Linked DNA regions of Homo sapiens: region 1 is linked to region 2. A link is an interaction called in ENCODE POLR2A ChIA-PET data of the cell type or tissue named here. Cell type or tissue: Panc1. All regions are shown on one strand. Each heading gives the region's core, and the rest is flanking DNA. Links, peaks and the distances in the headings are about the cores only.

Evidence for each region. ChIA-PET counts read pairs that join two places held together with the same protein. Peaks named below come from ENCODE experiments on the same cell type or tissue, not always from the same donor. Only the 100,000 strongest peaks of a DNase experiment are listed, where the experiment ranks them.
Region 1: POLR2A ChIA-PET joins it to region 2 with 6 read pairs; 1 of 35 experiments calls an interaction of 5 or more read pairs at or near these places.

Annotation. Positions count from the first base shown.
Region 1 is chr5:124,366,529-124,376,008 of GRCh38, reverse strand. All of the region lies in intron 4 of LINC01170 (long intergenic non-protein coding RNA 1170), which reads left to right. Among named protein-coding and RNA genes, the nearest start is that of LINC01170, 67 kb to the left of the region's middle. In Panc1, for the core only: no CTCF peak of the experiment used is centred there; no DNase peak of the experiment used is centred there; H3K27ac peaks cover 946 bases.
Region 2 is chr5:124,036,354-124,045,833 of GRCh38, reverse strand. No RefSeq gene overlaps it. Among named protein-coding and RNA genes, the nearest start is that of LINC01170, 400 kb to the left of the region's middle. In Panc1, for the core only: a CTCF peak has its summit at 2,234; no DNase peak of the experiment used is centred there; H3K27ac peaks cover 562 bases.

The DNA.
Region 1 (9,480 bases), core at 2,458-7,457, 330 kb before region 2:
GCTTGATTTTGTAAACACTTTAATTGCTTTGACAATGCTTGACTTACATATTAAGAGTAGTTGTTATCCATAAGAACTATAACCATGTGCTTGCCCTACAACAGGGAGTAACATATATACAGAAATCAACAATGAAAATATTAACAAATCACCAAACTAGAAGAAGAAAATTCACTAAAGGAAGACAGAATTAAGAGAGGTACCAAAGAACTGGGTGTGGTGGCACATGCTTGTAATCCCAACTACTTGTGGGGCTGAGGCAGGAGGATCACTTGAGCCCAGGAGTTCCAGGCCAGCCTGGGCAATATAGTGAGACCCATCTCTTAAAAGAGAGAGAGAAAGTGATTGAGAAAGAGAGAGGGATAGAAAGTGGCATCAAAATTTGACCTGTGGCCCTAACATTGAACTTAATGCTCCGCAACCATCACTCTAGAAACTATTTTCAATCTGCTTTTTATCTAGGTAAGAATAAAAAGAACAGTTTCATAGATCTCTTTTCATGGTTGTTTTGATACATTCTTATTGGAATGCCATATAATTATGTGACCATTGAAGGTTATATAAGTCCTTTTATTCTTTTCTGCTTTACTTCCTGTCTTTCTTTTGTGTGCTGGTCAGTTTTAAACTTTGACATATTTTAGAGCTGTAGAAATTTTAGTTTTGTTTCAATAAATCCATTTTGTAAAAATTAAGAAGCATATCAAATCAACTCAACTGTGAACAAACTGTGGAGTCAGTTAATATGTTAATATTACCAAAGCATGAGTGATACCAATAGGTTCAAATAGTTCAATTGTATATGTAGATGCATTTTATTAAGGAGGAAATTTTTTTCACATTTTCCCAAGCATAAAAGACCATCTGATTTTAGAATTTGGAGCCTTTGAAATAGAAGTATTGTCCCTAGATTTTTCATATAAGGTCATGAAATGGCTGTTATTTATAAAATACATTTTATCTAGCTGGTATCTTTTATTATAAAAGGGCCAGAATAGATGTTGACAAGTGGACATTTTATATGTAAATAAAATATTTTAAAGCCTCCATGAACTCAACATGTTTATATATTGGTTTCTGTCATATCTTTTTCTTTAGTGCTTATATATCAAGCATTTTTATGAAGTATTCTTTCTTCTAAATTGAGACATAGTGTAAGACAGAAAAGCAGGCAATATCAGGAACTGAGTTTTTTTTTCTCATTTTTCTATGAGAAACACTTATTCTGAGAGAGAGGAGTCTAAATGGTGATGCTGAGACCACAAGCTCTTGATTTTATAGTTCAGTTCTGGTGTTGGGTGAAGTCCTAGGCTTTGGGGTGATTTTTCAGTGTGATAATTTTAGACTAAACTATTTGCCTGCTGCACCAAATATTGCCGAGGATCCAAAATGTGACTTTGGGCAAATTATCCACTGATTTTAAATATCAAAAGAATATTACTGGCTTCAGACAAATCTTGTAATGATCAATTAAGTTTCAATGATGCTTTAAAATTAGTCCTTCTATGAGTAAAGGAAAAAGTCTAGAATCCTCCATAGTTAGAATAACTCCCAGGTACTTATTGCCTATGCATGGCCTATTTTCAGCTTCCTCTTTATTAGTGTCCATGCTCTTTTAGGGAATTGGCATGTATATTTTTGTTTCGAGGAAGTCATTTCTTTCTACGGTGATGTCAGACTTAGGTATCTTTTCTTTAAAAGGCAGCAGTTTAGGTGCCATCAGAGCCAATTTGCCATCACCTTCAATGTTTCCAAATGTAAATACGTCACTCTGTTGTGGTCTGGCTCCATGAACATTGCTACAGTATATTAAAGAATGTTTTTACATCTACAGCCCTGTGCATTAAAAGGGAAATTTTAAAAGAGGCCCATGATATATTAGTCACATGAATGCTAGCAAAGGAGCGAGAGTGTTTCCAATTAGCTTGTCTTCCTTTTGCTGTTTTATGGGGAACAGATGAGTGACACATCTCACTGCAGTGAAGAGTTACTAGATGTGAAACCAAAAGTCTTGAGCTGGGGCACACTTTCTTGTTGTTTAAACCCTTTGAGATTTTTTAAAAATCAGACATGTCAAATGAGAATAATATCTGGTCTACTAGTGTCAGAGCGTTGTGGGAGGGAATAGGGTACAAAATGAGTAAATGCTCTGTGAACTATTAGTTGTTGTATACAGGTTGGTGTGTATTAGTTCCATGCCTTTGATTATAAGCCTGGAAATGAACTGTGGCTAACTGAAGCTAGAGAGAATTTAGTGGAAGTATATTGAGGCTCACAGAATAGCCAGGAGCCTAGAAGATCATGCTAGGGATGTGACAAGAAATAAGGCCTTTTCAGAGGGCAAAGAAGCAGGACATTCTAGAGGCCACAGCAGGAACTGTCCATGAGGATGGAGTGTATGCTATTCATTTCCAGTCCCTTTGATCCTACGCTCAGATTTGAATACTAGTGAAAGGGCGGTAGTAGAGTAGTAGGCCCAGTTGCAATCTTGTGCTAGTCTCATGGGTAGGGAAGGGTATGGGCCCTGGTTACTGTCCCATCAGACTGTGTCTTATAGGAAAAAAGTAATTTCTCAAAAGGAATTAGAGTGGTAATAGAAAGAAGATGGATGCTGGACAATCCAAAAATCCACAGACATGAAATTGATATTCCTTATTTCTTCAGTTTAGGGTAGAAAATGTATATAGACTCAGTGATTCTGAGCCCTTTTACCCTGTGCTATGGTCTGAATGTTTATGTTTCTCCTAAATTCAAATGTTGAATCCCTTACCCTCAAGGGATGGTATTAGGACATGCGGACTTTGTAAGGTGATTAGGTCATGAGGGTAGGACCCTTGTGAGTGGGATTAATGCCCTTATAAAAGAGGCCTGAGGATTGCTCCTTCCACCATGTGAGGACACAATGAAAATCCACCATCTATGAACCAGAAAGCAGGCCCTCATCCCACACCAAATCTGTTGGTGCCTAGATCTTGAACTTCCCAGCCTCTAGAACTGTAAGAAATAAATTTCTCTCATTTAGGCTATCCAGTTTAAGGTATTTTATCATAGCAGCTCAACAGTACTAGGACAATATTCTGAAATTAATTTTTTTTTAATTTCCCCAGTCTTGGGAACTTAAATATTTAAATTCAATGACTCTGAGCCCTTGTCTCCTGTAACCAAGGGAATGCCATATTTTTCCACCCTGGGGTTTCGCTTGATGATTCCCAAGAAGAGCAGTAATTATACCTGAGACCAAAGGTTCAATTCTGATTACCAGTCTTTGAGCAGAGAAGAAAATGCCTGAGATCTGTCTCAGCCTACGGAGGAGTCTTTGTTTGTGGCTGTTGTTGATACTGCTGCCCAGTGTGACACTGATGAAATCCAGATGGCCCAACTTCCCTGGGGTTGAGCTCCTTGTGCACTGCTTGAAGTTAGGGGCTGGCCAGGTATCCATTGTAAATCAGGGGGCCTGTCCCTGAAAAAAACACGTTGTCCATTTTCCAAGCTGTGATCCTGGCTGTCATTTTTTGTCTGCATATAGGTGTAGAAGGAGGAATCTGTGTCCCCGTCCCCCAAATTCTTCAAAGCTTGACCGTGTTGCTGGTGACAGGGTCCAGAGGATTTCCTTTCTCAGTTGTATGCTGTGCCTAGACTACTCCTATCTCCAGGTTTCCAAATACTTTCCCTGTGAGTAGAGGAAATCCCTCCCTTTTTCAGTCCCAAGGCCTAGCTGCAGTGCTATCCTAGTAAAAGTGAAAGTTTTTTCATGAGAAAGAACAATTCTTGTCAAGTGTATTATTTACTACCTAGATGAGCTTTCTTAAAGACTTAGAGGGAAATACAAGAATGACATACACTAACTAGTATGCCTATACCACTTCTTCAGATGGGAGAGCAAATTAGTTTTAATTGAAAATTGAGTCAGAGAAAATTAGGATACTTAAAGTAAGGAGCAAAAGACAGCTAGGGGAGTGTAACTGGCAGGTTTGCTGAGTCAAAGGCTGTGTCAAGGGATAGGAAAGGATAGGTGCATTTGACATAAAAGACAGTGGTGGACATTAGAGAAAGCCTTTGTGGAGGCTAGCCTCTCCAGCTGCCAAGGCAAGGCAAAGAGAAACTTCTAGTGAAGACAATACTGATTTCCTTCTCTTCATGCTATCCTCAGTCACACTATAGTGGCCTTTGGCCTTTGTGTGGAGAAAAGGTAAGGACTGTGAAGACTTTTTCCTTGACATCCCGGGCTGATCTCAAACATCAAGTCACTTGCAAAGGGGATGGGAGCTCTGTGTTCAGATGAGTCCTGTGGGACATTCAGGAAGAACAGAAACAGTTCCAAGATGCTGGATCCAACTGCACATTAGATTAAGCTGCCTGGTGTTAAGACTTTTAGTGAAGGTCATGTGGTTACCAGTCTGCGTGCCAAAGAGCAGTGTGTGTTAAGGTCTGAGCTCATGTCCTTACTCAAGATTCCTTTTAGTCAAAGAAACTCAGTGGATATAAACTTGAGTTATGATGATACTAGGCCTTCTCATAATACATAATCCAGAAATATTTCCAAGAATGCCACTAATCATTTGTTTGGGGAACTTTCTCCCCAAATGTCAATTGGATCAGTGTTTGCTGTGAAATCAGAACACATGAGAGTAATCAGATCTGCTGGGAAGATGATAGTTTAGAATTCTTGCTTTCCAAAACATTTCACAGTTTCAGTCATGGTTTTTCCTGCGAACCCCATATCCTATGGTGTCTCTGTCTAGTTATAAACGTCTTTAGGCTATAGTCTTCAGCTCAGTTAGCACACTGTCCAACAAAAGTTATGTTCGTTTATAATACATTTCAACTACTTGGCAGGAGCTTATCAATGTGCTTTGGTTTATCAAACAGAAAGATTAAAATCTAGTTTGTATGTTTGCTTTTTTCTCTGACACAGATGTATTTTTTTTTTTTAAATCAAGACATCTTGTTCAAATATTTCTGTTCAACTTTGGATGATGTTCCAGAAAAAAATAGGAAAGAGGTTCCGTGAAATATTTTTGGGGTGATCTGGTGAGTCAAAGAGCAGCATACAGAAATACCTTGCAGTTTTTCAACACATCAAAAATGTGCTCAGAGCACTAAAGGAAAGAACTTGAAACATACTTATTTTCTGTTTGTTAGCAAATTTTGGCAATAGCCACAATTGTTTACATGAGGAACTTGAGTCAACCTAATTTAACATGATGTCAATGTGTTTTGGAATAAAAATGTGTGGTATATATGGTGAAATTATGCTCTGGCACTAGAATCAAATAATGTCAGAGCTGAAAGATCCAAGAGGGTATCCAGTGTCATTCTCTCATGTAAGAGATGAAAAAACTTGGGCCCAAACTAGTGAAATGACTTGGCCAAGATCAAATTGCCATTCATTTGTACAACTCAAATAAATCTGATCTTGTAATCTTCATCTACTCTTGTTTCTATCTTTCCACAAAGGTGGTGATATGTTTTCTCTGTGGTCCTTCTTCTCACATTTAAGTCTACTTTGAATAAATTACTTCAACTGAAGTGACCAAAGTATATCCGAATATAAATAAAAGACTCAAAATTAAAACCAGGGCTAAATTATTGCCCAGTCTATAGAACCTCTGCATCTGCTCTATTAGCCTAAAAAATTAAATAAACTTTTCAGGTAAATAGGAAAAATTCATATTTTCTCAAAAATTTACACATGATTCTGAGATTGAATTTGGCCGGAATTATAATCCATTTCTATAAATGAAAAGTAGACTTTAGGGGAAGGGCAAAATTAGAGATCAGAGATAGGGCATTAAAATCTTCCAAAGGGGAAGCTGAATCTCTTGGATACATATACTTGAAGGAAACAGTTTGTTGAATCCTGACATATTGAAGTATGGAGGAGAGAGAAATTTCCATAGGAGCTTTGATCATAGCAAGCAAAATTCAAATCTCTAGATTCAATAGTAGGTGTCATGTCAGACAGACTTGGGTTCAAACCCAGATGTGTCACAAGAACTGTGCTTTTAAGCTTGGATCTCAATTTTTTAATCTAAAAAGTGAATAAAATTATAGTTGCTCTCATGGTGTTGCAGTAAGCTCATGGCATTGTTGTAAGTAAAGCATGGCTCCTGCATATGAGTGGGGTGCAATAAATATGACATATAATATTTTATAACATCAAGAGGTAGAGTCTATTCCTCCACTTCATTGCATCTGGGCTGGCTTTGACTATGAATGTAGCAGAAGTGACGTTGCGTGAGTTCTGGGATCTACAAAGACTATGTAGTTTCTGCCTTTGCTTTTTTGAAACAGTGTGCTGAGACCACCATGACAGGAAGCCAATTTAGCCTATTGAAGGATGAGCGGTCATATATAGGTGAAATGATTTGCCTGAGTGAACAGATTGTGAGCTTCCAGACATAGAAGTGAGGTTGTCTTAGACCTTCCAGCCCAATCAAAACTCTAGATGGATGCAGCCATATGCAAGAACCCAGGTGATAAATCCAAACATGTGAGTGTACCCATGCCCATACTTGGTAGGACATACACATACTCACTTGGCATGCAGATGTTTGTGAGGTTGTGCCCTGCCCAACTTTGTCCTGAGGTTGTTTCTTTTGGAAGCTTGCTGTATTGAGAGGCCCTATGTCTACCCCTTCCCCCATCTACAAGGTTGGTGATACAGTTTGGCTCTGTGTCCCCACCCAAATCTCATGTTGAACTGTAATCCCCATGTGTCGAGGGAGGGACCTGATGGGAGGTAATTGGATCATGGGGGCAGTTTCCCCCATACTGCTCTCATGATAATGAGTGAGTTCTCACGATAACTGATTGTTTAAAAGTGTTTGACAGTTTCCCGTTGCTAGCTCTCTTTCTCTCCTGCCGCCATGTAAGTTGATGTTTGCTTCTCCTTCACCTTCCGCCATGATTGAAAGCTTCCTGAGGCCTCCTCAGCCATGTGGAACTATGAGTCAGTTAAACCTCTTTTCTTTATAAATTACCCAGTCTCAGGTAGTTTTTTATGGCAGTGTGAAAATGGACTAAAACAGTTGGGAACATTGAGTATGAGTGCTACTAGCTGTGTTGTGCATTGACATAGGGGTATGTGTGAGCATTTAAGCCCATTTATGACTTCAGCCAGTGATACAGATTGTGTAATAATATAAAAATTTAAAAAATTGTTACTTAAGGCCGGGCACGGTGGCTCACTCCTGTAATCCCAGCATTTTGGGAGGCTGAGGCAGGCAGATCATGAGGTCAGGAGTTCAAGACCAGCCTGGCCAACATAGTGAAACCCCATCTCTACTAAAAATACAAAAATTTAGCCAGGCATGGTGGCAGGCACCTGTAATCCCAGCTACTTGGGAGGCTGAGGCAGGAGAATCACTTGAACCCGGGAGGTGGAGGTTGCAGTGAGCAGATATCATGCCACTGCACTCCAGCCTGAACGACATTGCGAGATTCCGTCTCAAAAAAAAAAAAAAAAATTGTTACATGAGGTTGGAATTTCTTTTTTTAAGTACCATAAAGACACTATATTGGGTGGATTTGAAGTCCAGCCCCAGCATAAAACAAATTTTCAGTAAATATGAGCTATTCTTACTATTAATAAGTGTCAGATAATATCTTACTTAGTGTTTTAAAGTTTATCAAGTAGGCTCAACAAATTTATCTTAATTAGCCCTCACAATAACCCCATGGGGAAATCATTTTCTCTGTCTTAAAAAATTTTAACCTAAAGTTAGTGCTTTTTTAAAACCATCAAGAACAGAAGTTAGAAGCAGGGCTCGTATGCTGCTTTCTCGATACCATTTTTAGCTTCTATTTCTCTCCTTCCACATAAGTGGCATGTAAATATAACATCACTGACATCACTGATGACAGAACATTAAAGTTTGGTTCTAAATAGCGAATTAATGATGAAATTTGATTTCAACTTTTCCTCTGAGACCCTCCCTCCGTGCCCTCCCTAATGCCCTTGCTTTGAGATGAAGAAGTTATTCCTAATATCTTACTTATCTTCTTCCCCATTGCAAAAATGATGTGTAACAGGCTATCACAAATATCTGGGCCAAAAAGTACCTTCTTGGATAGCTGTCTTGCTGAAGTAAAGCCTATATTGGCTGTTAGTCATCTAGGAAGAAAAAAGAAGTCACAGCAAGATACTCTCAGAGGCAGTGGCTTGTAGTGGGGGTCATTGAAATATTTTCTGCAACAAACTAAGACAATCAGCCATTAGGGAAGTACAAATCAAAACAGCAAGAGATACCACTTCACATCTCTTATGACGGCTGTAATCAAAAGGACAGGTAATAACAAGTGTTGGCAAGATGTGGAGAAATTAAAATCCTTTTGCACTGCTGGTGGGAATTTATAATGGTGCAACAACTTTGAAAAACAATTTGGCAGCTCTTCAAAAAACTAGAGCTACCGTATGACCCATTCCAACCCTAAGTATAATACCTAAGAGAATTAAAAATATATGTTCATGTAAAATCTTGCCGTGAGTATTCATAGCTACATTGTTCACAATAGCCAAAAAAGTGGAAACAACCCAAATGTCCATCAACTGAGGATGAATAAAATGTAGTATATCCACACAATGGAATATTATTTGGCAATAAAAAGGAATGAAGTACTAATACATACCACAACATGAATGGACCTTGGAAATATCATGCTAAGTGAAAAAAAAAGACACAAAAATACATATTGTATGTTTCCATTTATATTAAATGCCTTTAATAGGCAAATCCATAGGGACAGAAAGAAGATTACTGGTTGCCTAGGGCCATGTGGGAATAGGGGAATTGAGAAATCATGTGTAAGCAGTGTTGGAGTTCTTTTTGGGGTGGTGAAAATGTTCTAAAATGGACTATGGTGATGGAAGCACAACTCTAAATATACTAAAAGGCTTTGAATTGTATACTTAAATGAATGAATTGCATGATATATGAATTATATTTTAGTAAAGCTATTAAAAAAAGACTAAGGCATTGCCTCACAATACTAGCATGCCAATAGCTGATCTAGTATGAATAATATTAATATGTTGAAGGAGAGGAATAGTCAGTAATGATCTATCCAGAATACAGAATATAGGAATTTAAGATAAAAATATTGGAGATTTGGGCCAGGTGTGGTGGCTCATGCCTATAATCCTAGCACCTTGGGAGGCCAAGGTGGGTGGATCACCTGAGATCAGGAGTTTGAGACCAGCCTGGCCAACATGGTGAAACCCTGTCTCTACTAAAAAAATACAAAAATTAACTGGATGTGGTGGTATGCATCTGTAATCCCAGCTACTTGGGAGGCTGAGGCAGGAGAATCGCTTGAACCTGGGAAGTGGAGGTTGCAGTGAGCCAAGATCATGCCACTGTACTGCAGCCTGGGTGACAGAGAGACTCTGTCCCTAAAAAAAAAAAAAAAAAAAAATACTGGAGGTTTTTCTCCATTATTAACTGAGAAAGCTGTGACCCAGGCTCAGGGGTATGAGCTCTG
Region 2 (9,480 bases), core at 1,925-6,924:
AGACTAGCTAAAATTAAGATGTGAATTAACAAAGATATTGACATAGCAAGTTATAAAAAGCAAGATCTCTGCTAAAATTAAGAGAACATTATAACCTGACCTGCTTATATTAGAAGAACTTTAGTTTCGCTGGATGTAGTATCATGTAGCTCTGAGAGCATATTTTCATAGAACATTTTGCATTTTTTATGTCCACTATGGGAGAGCTCTTTCAAGAAAGCTGGCTCATAAGGTTACTTCAATGCTTTTGAAATTCAAGATGCAGAGCGAGCTTTGCCAAAGAGAGTACTGTCTAGTTCAATGATCAAACACTGTGTATTTGGAAAGCAGAGCTGAATGTCTGCTAATTGTTTGCCTACATTCATGACAACCAGGTATAGCATTATCAGAACCTTTTTTGATATGATTTATTGCTTTCATTTCTTCTTTTTGAATAATTAATTCTCTACATATTTACCTGTAAGGTTTATTCCACCAAAAACCATGTTGATAAAAATCATCTCTCCTGCAGGAGCTGGATCAAAAAAAAAATCTTCATAAGCACATGTTCTAAAATTTACATCATTTGTGAATTTCAGGACAAATTCCTTCGGTGACAATCTGATCTCCTATGGATAGTACATTAAGCCAATCATATAAATTGATTTATTGGTTTTATGCCTGTCTGGCAATCCTTTTTTGCAAGTTTGCTCTTATTAATTCCCAGTTTCACTCTCTTTTTCCCCTCAGTTGCTAAATAGGCATACAATTATTGTCATATTTAAGAAATAAATACTAAGACTATGGGTCACAAATAGGCAGTCTGTTGACTGAATCCAGCATGTAGACATGTTTTATTTGGCTTGTAGCACATTAAAAAAATTTTTAAAAATCACCAAAAAAAAATCGAAATCTCCTAGCTTTGTCTTGAAAAATTCAAAGATCTGCCAATCCTCAGCCCACTTCCATGTATGCTGCATGGTAGCTGCCTGCATTAGATGAAGCCAGGATTCTCCAGTTGAATCTTGCCAGCCCTCACCTCATCCTTCCCACTCATTAATTGCCCATCTGTCCCCTGTAGGTTTGCATAGGCTAGTCCTGATTTTGAATACTTGGACAGGCTTGGATAGAAGTCCCAAAAGTAAATCATAATTTTTAAAGTAGTCCAGGCTTTTCCAATTAGCATAAGTATGATAGTGCTGACATGAATCTTCATTTATGTCGGTAATTACAGTCAATTCCTACAATTGTCTGACCAAAAAAGGGGGGAAAATGCATTTCTATTAGTTATTTGCATTATAAATATTCATAAGCATTTAGCATTCAGAGCCATCTTTTATACATTTCTTATGTAGAATTAGAAATTAATTTTATAGGATGGGATACCTAAAGTTTTATAGCTTTTGCAGATCTTTAAAGAAAAATGTATAAGGCTGAAAAGAGAAATGCAATGATCAATTGGGCCAATTAAGCCTATGGGCCTATGGGGCGAAAAAGTCCCTGTTCCCTATTAAACTGAATCTCAAGTGTATTTTATGTGGAATGCTTTTAAAAATACATTTGTTTCTTTGGATAATAAGTTCCTAGGGAGATTACTGTACATTCATTCAGCAAACTTTCTCCTAGCATACCTAGATGCTATCCACGTTGAGAGTTCCTAGGCAATCCCATGTTCTTATTCAGTATATTGCTTATCTTTGTATTTTCATCAGTTTAGAAGTCCTGGAAGATATCCATCAGCAAACAGGAAATATGTATCTAGGTAAATATATCAGGACTCAGCATATAATTTTAAAAACAATAAATGCACACAAAATTGATCACTTTTTAACTAAAAATTTGTATGTACAAGAATAGTTATCACAGACTTATAAAAATTTTTAAATTAGAAACAATCTAACTGGCCTTATTAATAAGTGCTTGGCTAAATAAATCATAACATATTCCTAGGATGAAGTACTTTTAATATTACTACTGCTATGTAACAATATTACTTAGTAGCTTAAAACAACACACATTTATTATTTCACAGTTTTGTGAGTCAAGAGTGCAGGCAGAGTTTAGCTGGGTCTCTTGCTTAGAATATCACAAGGCTGCAACCAAGATGCTGACAGGGGCTGCAGTGTCATCTGCGGCTTGACTGGGGATGGATCTGCTCCAGGCTCACTCAGGCTGTTGGCAGAATTGCAGCTATAGGACTAAGAGCTTCAGTTTCTTGGTGTCTGTCAGCTGGAATTCTATCCTCAGCCACTAGTGGTCACCTGCAGTTCCTTGCTATGTAGGGATTCTCAACATGACCATCTGCTTCCTCAAAGCCAGCAAGGGAAAGAGAGAGACTCCTGAAAGATGGGTACTCTCATTTGATGTAATATAATGTCATTCATATACAAGTGATCTTGCACGTCCTATCAAATTGACATATTCTATTTGTTAGAAGCAAGTCACAGGTCCCACTCAAACTCAAAAAGCACACCAGAATGCAAACACCAGGAGGTGGGGATAATGTGGGCTACGCTTAAAGTCTGTCTACCATACTCTGCAACATCAAAATTACGCTTTTGAGAAAAAAGGGCTTGGATATAAAAAAAAATTCTAAAAATATGGCATTGGGTTCAAAGATATAATTGCAGTATTAGCTTTTATACTAAATATATGTACAAGTTTTATTAACATATATTCAAACCTAAAAAGAAGAAAATACATATAGATACATACACACACAGAGCAAAAGTTCTAAATAATAGATATTGTTTGTTAGCAGTTTATGGGGACTCTACTTTGTATGTTTCAATGTATTCCAGCATTTCCACAGTCAACATATATTTCCCTTATAGTTAGAAATAAACCAGCTTTTAAAAGTTTCATACTTTTGAGCATGCATAACATTTATTTAATTATAAATTTTCCTTATTTTCATTATCAAAATAAACCAAGGATTTTGTTTGTTTTTAGTTTTTCTTCTTTTAGTTTATGATGAAATCCAAGCACTTGTTTTCAGTAGACTGCTTGGTTGGAACACAGTTTTTCATGAGCTGGAGCTTATTCATCATTAGCTCTGAAAGCCCTTACAGGATTCATTTTTGTTGTTTTTTTAAGAGTTAAATAATTTGTTTTAAAAAAAGAAATAATCTTTCTTTAATACATGATTATCTGTGGCTGCTGTTATCTCTTATTCCTATGTTGGCTCTGAAACGGGAAATGTTCCCTTGTCCCCTTCACAGGGCATCCAATGGGGGTGTGGCTCACTTCTTCAGTGCCCAGCTGCTCAAACCTCTAGGAGAGCATACAGATGGGCAGGCTGTGGGGCTCCAACCCTACAGCAGTGTCTAGGGGTGAATCTTTATAGCTCTTGAAGCCCCAGTGGGCATGTGTTACAGGGTGCTCTTTCAGTTTGCCTATAGGTGGCTTGTGTTAACAAGCTCAATTAGACCCTCTACCTTGTTGCAAGGACAGAGAGCTTTCTGTATCCTGGGTTCTTGCCTTGGTGTACTGGAAGAATCAGATCACACATGGGCTTTAAGAATGAGTGCAAAGTTTTATTGAGTGGAAGTAGCTATCTGCCAACTGGGGAGCCAGAAGGGAGATGGTTTTCCCCTGGAGTTGGGCTGCTTGGTGGCCCCAGCTCTTCTTTGACTGCCCCCACCAAACTTGGCCTCATCCCACCGGTTGATGGCCTGCCGGCATGCCAGTGCCTGTCGGCATGCTCTTCTGCTGGGGTGCTCCTCTCGAGGACCAGCCACTTGTGTCTTTTTCTGCCGCTGTGTTCTCACGATGTTCAGCCACTTGTGTGTCTGTCCACTAGGGTCTTGGGTTTTTATAGGCACAGGATGGGGGCATGGAAGGCCAGCATGGTCTTGGGAAAACATTTGGGCAGGAAATGCCTGTCCTCACCTAGGTCCATGGGGGTGGAACCCTAGCCAGGGACCACAATCTCCTCACCTCAGCACTTCCCTTACCCCTTCTCATATTATTTAAAGGGACCACGCTCTTCCCTCCCCAGCACTTTCGTATCAGCTCCATCCTTATGCCACCTGACAAAAACAGGATCATAAGTTCCTCAGGTCCCTTCATGCAGGACATATATTCTCTTTGGAGAAGATGGAGTCAGGCAGACCAGGACCCAAAGCCACCCTAAGCTCCCCCCAGAAAATATCAGTACTTTTTTGATGAGCTAATAACCTCAACACAAGCAGAAAACACCTAATTAAGTATACTCTGCTGGGGAAAAGAGGCATTTCAACACCCATCTTATCTACCAAAGGATCCTGTTACTTGGAATTAGCAAGCTAGAAGGCCTGAACCATAAATAGAGATAGGAAATCACCATTTAAACGTTATTTAATATTATTTAGTGAAAACCTTCAATGTTCTCATTGACGCTTTTTTTTTTTTTCCAGTTCCTCAAGATGTGAAGACAAAATGGCATGCTTTCTTACTAGGAAATACTCAAAAATCTTGCAAAGCAAAATTGAATTTTATCCCCAACTTTCAAGTTAAATCTTGTGGTGTGCATATCACAAAGTAATTGTTTGATAAAACACACCATTAGAGTAGCCTTTCTGCCTAGATGTTTGGAAAGTATACTTTGCTTCTCAAATCAAGATTTTTTTACAGGAGACATATTAGGAAAATAAAAAGAAAAACTAAAGAGGAATCCTTCCAACTAAAATGAATTTTTAGAATCGACTAAAGTAACTTTTTTTGGCTTTTGTTTTGTTTAGTTTTTCAGGTGTCAGGTCAAGAACTATTATTTTTCCCCATGAAAGCCTCATTACGGTGTCTGACCACAGTTCTTAGAAGATAGATTTGGTACTGCTGGGGAACTGACGCTTGTGTGTCAGCATTTCCTGCCAAGTCTGGTTGTTCTTGGCAAGAAAAAAAATTACTTGGATATAAACTCAGATTGAAGCTGCTGTCCAAAGTCCATGGCCTACATTTTAAACAGAAATTGTAGAGAAACTAAAGCAGCTCACCAATGGATCCTGAATCTTGGCCTCCTCTTTTTAAACTGCAATCTCTTAGAGGAATTACCCTATTCTATTTTTCCTGTGTTTACAGAGCTCCAATTTTCTCAACTTTATAACAGCCACTATACATGATACTAAACTTCAAATTGTTCCCAAATGTATGTTGAAAGGCAATTATCTGTTTGGCTTCAACTAATACATCTGTATAATATTCATCCTATCATATCTGACTTTTATATTCAGGTCATTATCCTTTTGGTTTAGTTAACTATGGTTCCAGTTTTATGAATTTGGGAGTTGTATTAGTCCGTTCTCACACTGCTAATAAAGACATACCTGAAACTGGGTAACTTATAAAAGAAAGAGGTTTAATTGACTCACAGTTCCACATGGCTGGAGAGGCCTCAGGAAAGTTACAATCATGGCAGAAGGGGAAGCAAACATGTCCTTCTTCATAAGGTGACAGGAAGGAGAAGTGGCAAGCAAAAGGGAGAAAAGTCCCTTATAAAACCATCAGATCTCATGAGAACTCACTCAGTATCAGGAGAACAGCATGAAGGTAACGCTCCCATGATTCAATTATCTCCCACCAGGTTCCTCCCACAACATGTGGGGAACTGAAATTCAAGATGAGATTTGGGTAGGGACACAGCCAAACCATATCAGGGTCTACAGTAATATTTCATTACTACATTTTAAAATAAGGGTGACTTTTTCTAGTTTGCTAGCATGTGCTAGTTCCTGGCCCATGGTAGATGTGTGATAAATATTTGTTAAATTAATTATGAAAAATGAATTAATTCAATTGCCATTTTCATAGATCAGTATTTCATATGATTCAACCTAATACTCCATAGTGATATTATAAAAAGTAAATAATGTATCTTTTGGAAATGGTGTAGACAACAGAAAATGCAATTAACATTGGCTTGAAGAGTTAGGGATTTCTTTCTCACACATAAGAAGAAGCCTAGAATTTGGCAGCCCAAGACTGTAGCATGTACTCATGTGTGATTTTCACATTTATGGTTGCAAGGTTGCTGTTCCTCCTGAAAGTCTATTATCAACATTTTATGCAGGAAAGACAAGAAGGAACCAGTATCTACCTGTTTTAAGGAAGCAAAACCTTTTTCAGAAATCTTTTTGCTGGATTCCCACTGCATCTCAGAAGCTATTACAGTGTCTCATGGCTACCACTTGCTGCAGTGGAGGCTAGAACATTAAAGGGATTTTTGTTTGGACACATTTCCGCCCCAAACAAAATCAGTGGCCTGTTAGGAAAGAACAGACTATTAATTGGGTAGGCATTAGCAATGTCTGCCAGAAATGAAATGATCCATGTAAAGTGCCTAGTGTCTGGCACAGGACAACCACTGTAGCTATTATTGCTTATTTATCAACTAATATTATTTCCCTCTTGTAATTCTCTCAGTAAGCAAATATTAAAATCATACCAGATGTGTTTAAATTTTAATATCTTTGCATTCTATCCAATAAATTCTATGAAAGCAATTATTTTTTAAATTTAGCAAATATTGTCAATATCTCTATTTTCTCTTTTTAACATTCTAAATTATTCAAATTCTTCAATCTTATCACTATTTCCATTTTCAAAAGGTTATAAACTCTTATTAAACACATCTTATGATGTAGATGTTATACTAGGCATGAATGTACTTTCAATATTGAATAAAACATGACTATATCTTATGAGTACAGTGATCCTGTAATTCATTACCCAAACAAAGACACTTTGAAAGTAAAAGAAGGAATTAAAATAATTATCCAATGTTAACTAAACTGTAGTGAATCGAGTACAAACCCAGAAATAAGGTTACCCTACTTAAGGAGTTAACCATCTTTTACAGACAGACACACACACACATAAATAGTTATGATATAATGGGCTCAAATTACTAATATTGGTGTATATTAGGTGCTGTAGAAACACAGGGGAGGAAGTAACTAACCTTTCCTGAGGTAATCAGCTTTCTCAAACTAGACTTATTCTTTGTACAGGGTATATTTCCGCATGACCACAGATGAACACATTTGCTTGGCTTTCTGGCACAGCCCTAGCAATGACATGTGCTTGTTTTTGCAGATGTGGATCCAGGTTTAGACTGCTCTCCACTCCCACCACACACACACACACACACACACACACACACACACACACACACACACACAGTGTTGGTCCCTGCATCTGCATGTTGGCCAAACTAGAGCCCTGAGGATGCTAGCTACACTACAGCAGTTCGTGACAAATTGAGAAGTATATGGATATAGCGATAAATAGTGAATGAAAATAAACCAACATGTACGTTCTTTTCCTCTTTTCCCACAGACAGACTGTCATGAGGCACAATAGTTTTGTGGCCTCTCAGAACCTCCGTTATGTTCCAGTGATCAGCTGTAACTATTATCAGGGTGGCCAGGTAGATAATAGTTCCATCCCTGTTATTGCTTTCCCTGCCTTCCTGCTTCACTCCCTTCTTTGTGTCCTTTTCCTCTGGGATTTTACCAAGGCTAATATATGCCATCATATCTTATTCTCTACATTCTGTCCCAAAGTAAACTAATTCATCTTCACTTTCAACAATCTACCCAGTACCTATTTCCCAAAGGGGGCATTTTATACAAGTAGTAAAAGTCTTTTTGGTAAATAAACACATTTTATTTGCTTTGACTGAGGTCAGGAACTAGTTGTAGGCCCCATATTGGACTATTGTAGTTGTAGGTCCCAAATTGGACTATTTTCTGTAAAGGCATTAAGACTGAATAAAGACACAAAGACATAGCTATAGAAGCAATGGCTGCCCCTTCAAGCCAGTTGGCTCTTTTTCTACAGTTTTAGATTTTGTAAACAGAAGAGACCTCAACACTGCAAGGATACTCCTGGGTCAATTCATGCCAGACTATAGTATGTTCAGACCTGTAAGAAGCAAATTCAAGAGGCATTTTTTTGGCTATTGAAATGCCAATTATTGGGATAGTTTAATGCTCCCTTTTCTGGTACAATATTCTTTTTGTTAGCAACAGACAACAGTACTGTATTTCAGAGATTGATAACTTAATAATGTAGGACATCAAGATTATAAAAAGCAGATGTCCAGTGGCTATGTTAATTTAGTACTATCATTCCTAAAACTTATTTTGCTCCATTGACAAACATATCGTTACTAGTGATACATAGCAAAAATCAAGAGAGAAAGAGAGATACCAAAGTTATGCAGTATTTGATTACTCTGTATCTTATGGAATGTATACTCTTTACATTATTTTCACATGAAGTAAATTATTTAAAATTTTTTAGGGGCAGAATGTCACCTTGACTTGCAAGGAATAATTTCTTATTATGTGTATTACATGTATTCTGGTCAAGTTTCCAAATCTTAAATTTATTTCCTTTTATATGAAATGTTAAAATAGCATTTTAAAATTTTAATTTGAGATGACACAATTGGTATAATATAATCATACAAAAAATACTATTAGTATTTTGTGAACTTAAATCAGGCAAAATTTTTAATCAAACAATTGAGAAGCAGAGTTGGTTTTAATTTTTAAATGGACCTAAGCCCTTTTTAGTAGCTTCCAAACTTACATCAAACTCAGCCTGAAAAAGAGAAAGAAAAAATAAAAGGAAAGAAAGCATAATGAAAAAGAACAAGAATATTACTTTGAAACTATATCTTAGTGAAGAGGAAAATATAGAAAAATAGGAAAAGGAAACTGGATATTTGCTTTTAAATTAAACCTGAATCCTCTTCTTTGCTACCTGGTGTACATTTTAGATAAGTCACTTAGCTGAGTTCTTTTATTGGTCTTGGGATCTATTTCATTGCTCACTACAAATTCCAAGGTGGTTTTAATATGATTTATGTATCTGTTACATTGGAGGTTAACAGCCTCCTAAATTAAATTACTCTTGCCTTACACTGAAAGGAAAAAAAAAGACTCCTTTTAGGTAAAATTGCATTTCCTTTAAGTGAAATAACTCATTTACAGGTTTTGTTTTTCAAGTAGGTTTTTGTTTCTACAAGTTTCCAACACTGTAGAAACAAAGAAAGGTGATCAAAGAAGTATATTCTCTGTAATTTCTTCTAAATATGCCAAAAACATCTCTATTTTTGCCAAAAAAATCTCTATTTTTAGGTGTTATCTAGGGCTTGCCTTAGGCTTAGAGTTTTCTTTATTTCTTTAACAATGGCTTGCAAGACAGAAAGAACTAGTTTAATTTCTTTGAAGAATAATTTTCATAATGGGAAGGTTTTCCCCACAGAAAATTTGGAAAACTCACTCCCAGCAGACATAAGGCTTTTTTAAACAAAAGTTACAAAACTTTGGATAGCTCACTGGGTAGAGGACAAGATAATGAATCTGAAGCTCTTTCTGGGATTTTTATTTTCTTTCTAGAAGACATAGTAACATCACAGATGCTGATGCAAAACCTGGCACCTGAGAGATTACTGAATGTATGTCCAATAAACAAACGTATAATGAGAAAACATTCAGTAAATGAACACCTACA